Regions from separate parts of the Homo sapiens genome. Here region 1 is linked to region 2. A link is a loop called in an ENCODE intact Hi-C map of the cell type or tissue named here. Cell type or tissue: mesothelial cell of epicardium. All regions are shown on one strand. Region 1 overlaps MTMR2 (myotubularin related protein 2). Region 2 has its middle 28 kb from the start of JRKL.

Evidence for each region. Hi-C counts contacts between places; a loop is a spot of excess contacts. Peaks named below come from ENCODE experiments on the same cell type or tissue, not always from the same donor. Only the 100,000 strongest peaks of a DNase experiment are listed, where the experiment ranks them.
Region 1: a loop joins it to region 2, with 18 times the contacts of the local background. A loop is called at or near these places in 1 of 110 quality-filtered maps.

What each region holds. Positions count from the first base shown.
Region 1 is chr11:95,902,645-95,906,644 of GRCh38, reverse strand. All of the region lies in intron 1 of MTMR2 (myotubularin related protein 2), which reads left to right. Among named protein-coding and RNA genes, the nearest start is that of MTMR2, 19 kb to the left of the region's middle. In mesothelial cell of epicardium, no CTCF peak of the experiment used is centred here; a DNase peak (open chromatin) is centred at 2,167.
Region 2 is chr11:96,415,542-96,419,541 of GRCh38, reverse strand. No RefSeq gene overlaps it. Among named protein-coding and RNA genes, the nearest start is that of JRKL, 28 kb to the right of the region's middle. In mesothelial cell of epicardium, no CTCF peak of the experiment used is centred here; no DNase peak of the experiment used is centred here.

The DNA of each region.
Region 1 (4,000 bases), 510 kb after region 2:
GTTTTATGGCTGATTGTGTTGTCGATTTTAGAGTATGTGCCATGTGCATATGAGAAGAATGTTGTTTTTGGGTGGAGAGTTCTGTAGATGAATGTAAAGTCTGTTTGATCAAGTGTTGAGTTTAGCTCTTGAATATCTTCGTTAGTTTCTTGCCTCAATGATCTAATATTGTCAGTGGGGTGTTGAAGTCTCTCACTATTATTGTGTGGTTATCTAAGTCTCTTTGTAGGTCTCTAAGAACTTGTTTTATGAACCTAGGTGAGCTCCTGTGTTGGATGCATATATATTTAGGATAGTTGAGTCTTCTTGTTGAATTGAATCCTTTACCCATTTTATAATGGGTATAATAATATAATGCCCTTCTTTGTCTCATTTGATCATTGTTGGTTTAAAGTCTGTTTTGTTTGTTTGTTTGTTTTTGAGACAGAGTCTCGCTGTATTGCCTAGGCTGGAGTGTAATGGCACTATCTCGGCTCACTGCAACCTCTGCCTCCTGGGTTCAAGGGATTCTCGTGCCTCAGCCTCCTGAATAACTAAGATTACAGGCGTGTGCCACCACACCTGGCTAACTTTTGTATTTTTAGTGGAGACAAGGTTTTGCCATGTTGGCCTGGCTGGTCTCAAACTCCTGGCTTCAAGTGATCCACCTGCCTCAGCCTCCGGAAGTGCTGGTATTACAGGCGGAACCACGATGCCTGGCCAAGTCTGTTTCATCTGAAATTAGGATAGCAAACCATAGTTTTTTTTTTTGTTTTCCATTTGCTTGGTAGGTTTTTCTCTATCCCTTTACTTTGAGCCTATATATTATCTCCTTATTTTAGTGTGAATATATCTGGCCTACTATTTTTATTGCTGTTGTTTTTAATATAGTGGATATGTTGTAAATGCTGATCTCTAAAAGAGTTCTGATTTTAGTTTAGAAAGATTTCTTGGTAAACAAATATTTATTGAGTCTGTGTATTTCACCAAACTAGAAAACATAAATTTGCTTGAAAACATTAGCAAAGAACCAGTTTTTAATAGGTATGAATTAAAGATGAATGTGCTGAGGGAGGCGTATATCCAGGAAGAGTGGGAATAATCTAGAAAGTCTTCCTGAGAAAATTACTTTTGTTTCTTAGCCCCGTACATATTTGTTTTTTGCTCTAAATTTATGTCTTATGCATTTTAACAGTAACTTCATTTTCTGCATTTTAGCACTGTTGTCAATTACAGGATGCCGGTCCCCTTTCCCCAGCCTGCATTTTTGTTTTTAAGCAGTGGTATGTGTTGTGTTGTGTGTGTGTGTGTGTGTGTGTGTGTGTGTGTGTGTGCGCAGGTGCGTGCGTGTGTGTGTAAGAATATCACACTTTAGACGGTATTTTCACATCAGAGAACTGTGAGGCTGGATGAGATCATTAAGGAGAGGAGGAGTACGTAGAGAAGATAAGTTCAAGGGCAGAGTGAGTTTAGGGGCACTCCAGTGTTATGAGGTTAAGGAGGTGAGATGGAACCATTACAGGAGACCTGAGAGGATTGGCTAGGGAATAGGAGAAAAACCGTAAGAGTATAGAGTTCTGGAAGTCAAGTGTGGAAAGTGTTTCAAGGAGGAAGGTGTGATCAACTATGTTAAATGCTGCTGATAGATGAGGAGGAAGTATTAACAGGTTTAGCAAAGTGGAGATTATTGATGACCTTGACAAAAGCATTTTTGTTGGTGTGGTGGAGGCAAAGGCCTGACTGAAGTGGATTTAGGAAAGAATGAGAAGTGAGGAATTGGAAGCACTGCATATATATTACCGGAAAGGGGTCCTGATCCAGACCCCAAGAGAGGGTTCTTAGATCTTGCTCAAGAAAGAATTCGGGGTGAGTCCATAGAGTAAAGTGAAAGCAAGTTTATTAAGTAAAGGAATAAAGAATAGCTACCTACTCCATAGGCAGAGCAGCCCCAAGGGCTGTGGCTTGCCCATTTTTATGGTTATTTCTTGATTATATACTAAACAAGGGGTGGATTATTCATGATTGCCATGGTACTTGAGGGAGTGTAGCAGTAAGGACAACCAAAGGTCACCTCCGTCACTATCTTGGTTTTGGTGGGATTTGGCTGGCTTCTTTACCGCATGCTGTTTTATCAGCAAGGTCTTTAAGACCCCTGTCTTGTGCCGACCTCTTATCTCATCCTGTGATTTAGAATGCCTTAATCTCCTGGGAATGCAGCCCAGCAGGTTTCAGCCTTATTTTACCCAGCCCCTATTCAAGATGGAGTTGCTCTGGTTCAAACACCTCTGACATATAGACATCTCTTTCAGTGAATTTTGCTATAAAGAAGCTCAGAGAAATGAAGCACTATTTGGAGGGATTAAGATGAGAGAAATAATACTTTGTTTCTATGCTGATTAGCGAGATTGAGTAGAGAGGGAAAATTTTATGATGCAGTAACTGGAGGAGAGAATTGCTGGAGAGATTTTCTTGTGTAAACAAGAGGAGATAGAGTTTAATGAGGGATTTTGTTTGTTTGTTTTTTGTTTTTTTAAGATGGACTCTTGCTCTGTCACCCAGGCTGGAGTACAGTGGTCTTGGCAAGATCAAGTGCAGTGATCTTGGCCCACTGCAACCTCCACCTCCCGGGTTCAAGTGATTCTCCTGCCTCAGCCTCCTGAGTAGCTGGGACTACAGTCGTGTGCCACCACGCCTGGCTAATTTTTTTGTATTTTTAGTAGAGACGAGGTTTCACCATCTTAGCCAGGGTAGTGTCAATCTCCTGACCTCGTGATCCGCCTGCCTCAGCCTTTTAATGTGCTAGGATTACAGGCATGAGCCACCATGCCTGGCCTAATGAGGGGTATTTAATGGCAATATGGATGATTTCTCCATAGTAAGAGAAAGCAAGGCAGAATATATGTGCACAGTGCACACAGGTTATAGTTGGAGAGCTTGTGGAAAATCTGTGTTTGGTTCTGTATTTTTGAGTGAAACAGGAAGTTAGAGCATCTAGGAAATTCAGGGTGGAGAGGATGATACAGGGTGAAGAAAGCAAAGAAAATATGAAATAGTAATCTAGCAGAATGAGAGAGTGTATGAACTAGAGAAATGTTGTGTAATATCTAGGCAGTATTAAGGGTCTAGTTGAGGTAAGCGGCCATGAATTCAAAATGAGTCCACGCTCTGTGGTGGTGTTTTTTTTCTGTCAACTCGTTCAACTGTGTGGGTATGGTCTGGAATAGTCAGAAAGTTGGCTTTAAGCAGCTTTCCGTGTTGACAAGTAAGTACTATGAAGTAAGCAAGGGCAAGGGAACGACTGTAATAACAGGCATGGAGTTTTAAAAGCTGGGAAAAGCGAGAAGTGAGAACATGAAATAGGTACTCTGGAGTGTAGTAGGAACAGTGGAGGTTTTGGTGAAATTGAACAATTCGAAGTGTTGGTTGGGGGTACTAGAGAAAAAGAGCTGATGGTCAGACAGTAGAGTGTTTGAAATTTAAATTAGGGAGTGATTGCAGTTAATTGGTAATGCCAGTCCGGAGGATATGATCATTGAGGTGAATGGCTGAGGTAGAATGGAAGACAAGATCATTGCGGAAGAGGAATTCGATTAACTGAATGGCCAAGGTGTTTAAATGCTCATTTATGTAAATTGGAATCAGTAAGAATTACAGCAGTTGGCAGCACTGGAAAGAATTATGGTAAGCCTGAAGCTAAAGTCTTAAGGAGTGAGAGAGAGTGACTTAGAGACAGGCAAATGATGTCAACAAAGAGGGTGGTACATGCTGTAGTCTGATGGCATGAGGTTGAATACTTGGGGTTTTTAGAGACAGAGAGGTAGAAGAATCTGAAAGTGGCAGTGAGGGACAAGGCCCAGTTTTCAGGCCTAGTGGTGGGAGAGGAATATTGGAGAGAAAATAAAAGGGCTTATTTTTCTGTCTGAGAAGGCTGTTGGGGAACAGTGTCCTCAGGTAAAAACTAGGCTTTAGTAAGCATAAAAGGTAAAAAGACCCTTTAAGAAGAGCTAGAGATAAAGGTCAT
Region 2 (4,000 bases):
TTTTGGCACCTTTATCAAAAATGATTGCTCTGTAGATGTATGCATTTGTTTTTTGGTCCTCAATTCTATTCCATTGGTCTATGTGTCTGTTTTTATGCCAGTACCACGCTGTTTTGGTTACTATAGCTCTGTAGAATAATTTGAAGTCAAGTAATGTGAGTTGTATGAACATTTTAACAATTTTGATTCTTCTAGTCTATTAAAATGAATATCTTTCTATTTTGTGTGTGTGTCGTCTTCAATTTCTTGCATCAATGTTTTATACTTTTCTTTGTAGCTGTATTAGTCCATTCTCACACTGCTATGAAGAAATACCCCCAACTGGGTAATTTATAAAGGAAAGAGGTTTAATTGACTCACAGTTCCACATTGCTGGGGAGGCCTCAGAAAACTTACAATCATGGTGGAAGACAAAGGATAAGCAGGCACCTTCTTTACAGGGAAGCAGGACGGAGTAAGTACAAGCAGGGGAAATGCCAGGCGCTTATAAAACCATCAGATCTTGTGAGACTCACTCACTATCACAAAAACAGTGTAGGGGAAACCACCCCCATCATCCAATTACCTCCACCTGGTCCTGCCCTTGACATGTGGGAATTATGGGGATTACAATTCAAGGTGAGATGTGGGTGAGCACACAGAGCCAGACCATATCTGTAGTGATTTTTCACTTCTTTGGTTAAGTTAATTCCTGTGTATTTTTTTGTAGTACTGTAAATGGTACTACTTTCTTTTTTTCTTTTTCAGCTTGTTCACTGTTGGCATATAGAAATACTACTGATTTTGGTATGTTGAGTTTGTATCCTGCAACTTGATTGAATTTGTTTATCAGTTCTAATAGGTTTTTGGTCAAGTCTTTAGGTTTTTCCAAATATAAGATCACATCATCTGGAAACAAGGATAATTTTACTGTTTCCTTTACAATTTGGATGTCATTTATTTCTTTCCCATGTCTGACTACTCTACCGCGGACTTCCAGTTGAATTACAGTGGTAAACGTGGGCATCCTTGTCATGTTCCAGATCTTAGCAGAAAGTCTTTCAGTTTTCCCTCAGTCAGTATAATATTAGCTGCGGGTCTGTCATAGCTTTTATTACTTTGTGGTACAGTCCTTATATACCCAGTTTTTGAGGCTTTTTATCATTAATGGATGTTGAATTTAATCAAACGCTTTCTCAGTATCAGTTGAAATGATCACATGGTTTTTGTCCTTCATTCTGTTATATGCTGTATCACATTGATTGTTTTGTGTATGTTGAACCATCTTTGCATCCCTGGGATAAATCTCCCTTGGTCATGATTAATGGTCTTTTTAACTGGTGATCTTTTTAGTTGCTGAATTCAGTTTGCTGGTATCTTGTTGAGGATTTTTGCATCAATGTTCATCAGGGATATTGGCTTGTAGTTTTCTTTTTTTGATGTATCTTTGTTTGGTTTCAATACAGGGTAATATGAGCTTCATATAATGAGTTCAAAAGTATTCCCTTATCTATTTTTTTGGAATAGTTTGGTGGGATTAGTATTACTTCTTCTTTAAATGTTTGGTATTATTCAGCAGTGAAGCCTTTGGGTCCCAGAATTTTCTTTGCTGGGAGATTTGTTTAAATTACAGCTTCAATCTCATGACTTGTTATTTGACTATTCAAGTGGTACATCTTCTTGGTTCAATCTTGGTGGGTTGTATGTATCTAGGAATTTGTTCATTTCTTCTAGGATTTCCAATTTATTCGCATATATTTGCTCATAGTGGCCATAATGATCCTTTGAATTTCTGCAGTATCAGTTGTAATGTATCCCTTTTCAGCTCTGATTGTATTTATTTGGGTTGTCTCTCTTTCTTAGTTAAACTAAAGGTTTGTCTATTTTGTTTATCTTTTCAGAAAACCAACTTTTTGTTTGCTAATCCTTTGTATTGCTTTGTTCCCATTTCATTTATTTCCGCTCTGACCTATTATTATTTTTCTTCTACTAACTTTGGGTTTTGTTTGCTCTTGCTTTTCTAGTTCGTTAAGATGAATCATTAGGTTATTAAAGTTTTTCTTCCTTTTGATGTAACCATTTACAGCTATAAACTTGCCTCTTAGTACTGCTTTCACTATATCTCATAGTTTTGAGTATGTCATGTTTCCATTTTCATTTCTTTGAAGAAAATTTTCAGTTTTCTTCTCAATCTCTTCACTGACCCACTGGTCATTCAGGAACATATTATATTCCATGTGTTTATATAGTTTTCAAAATTAGTCTTGTTACTGATTTCTAGTTTTATTCCATGTAGTCAGAGAAGACACTTGATATTAGTTCAATTTTTTGAATTTTTTTTTCCCCCGAGACAGAGTTTTGCTCTGTCCCCCAGGCTAGAGTGCAGTGGCGCAATCTCCGCTCACTGCAAGCTCCACCTCCCGGGTTCACGCCATTCTCCTGCCTCAGCCTCCCAAGTAGCTGGGACTACAGGAGCCCGCCACCACACCCGGCTAATTTTTTGTATTTTTAGTAGAGACAGGGTTTCACCGTGTTAGCCAGGATGGTCTCGATCTCCTGACCTCGTGATCCACCCGCCTCCGCCTCCCAAAGTGCTGGGATTACAGGCGTGAGCCACCGCGCCCAGCCTTTGAATATTTTAAGACTTGTTCTGTGGCCTAACATATGGTTTATCATTGACATTGATCCATGTGCTGAGGAGAACAATGTGTATTCTGCAGCCGTTGAATAAAATGTTCTGTAAGTATCTATTAGGTCCATTCGGTCTATACTGCAGATTAAGTCTGATGTTTCTTTGTTGATTTTCTGTCTGGAAGATCTATTATTGTAGTGGGGTCTATCTCCTGCTTTAGCTTTAAAAATATTTGCTTTATATATTTGGGTGCTCCAGTGTTGGGTGTATATAATACTTATGATTGTTACATCCTATTGCTGAATATGCCACTTTATCATTATATAATAATAACACTGTCTCTTTTTTTTTTTTTTTTTTTTTTTTGAGACAGTCTTGCTCTGTCGCTCAGGCTGGAGTGCAGTGGTGCGATCTCAGCTCACTGTAAGCTCCACCTCCCGGGTTCACACCATTCTCCTGCCTCAGCCTCCTGAGCAGCTGGGACTATAGGCGCCTGCCACCACGCCCAGCTAATTTTTTGTATTTTTAGTAGAGACGGGGTCTCACCGTGTTAGCCAGGATGGTCTCGATCTCCTGACCAACACTGTCTCTTTTTATAGTTTTTGTCCTGAAATCTATTTTGTCTAAGTATAGCTACTCCTGCTCTTTTTTGGTTTCCATTGGCATGGAATATCTTTTTTCATCCCCTTATTTTTAGTCTACATGTGTCCTTATAAATCAAGTGCATTTCTTGTAGGCAAGAGATCATTGGGTCTTGTTTTTTCATCTATTCAGCCACTCTATGTCTTTTTGTTTGGAGAGTTTAGTCCATATATATTCAATGTTATTATTGATAAGTAAGAACTTACTACTGCCGTTCTGTTATTTGTTTTATGGTTGTTTTGTAGTCTTCTCTTCCTCCTTTCCTTCCTTTCTGTCTTACTTTTAGTGAAGGTGATTTTCTCTAGTAGTATGTTTTAATTTCTTGCTTTTTATTTTTTTCTGTATCCATTGTATGTTCTTAGATTTGAGGTTATCATAAGGCTTGCAAATAATCCTATAACCTATTATTTTAAACTGATGACAACCAAACACTGATTGCATAAACAAACAAGCAAAAATAAAACGAATAAAAATGCTATATTTTAACTTTTTTCCAACTTTTAAATTTTTGTTTTTATTTATCTTATTACACTATGTCTTAAAAATTGTACTTATTTTTTATCACTTCATCTTTTGTCTTTCTACATACAATATGAGTTTACACACCATGATAAGTGTTATAATATTATGATTTTTCTGTACTTAACTATTACTAGTGAGTTTTGTGCCTTCAGATGATTTTTTATTGCTCATTAACATCTTTTTCTTCCAGATTAAAGAAATCCCTTTAGCATTTCTTGTAGCACA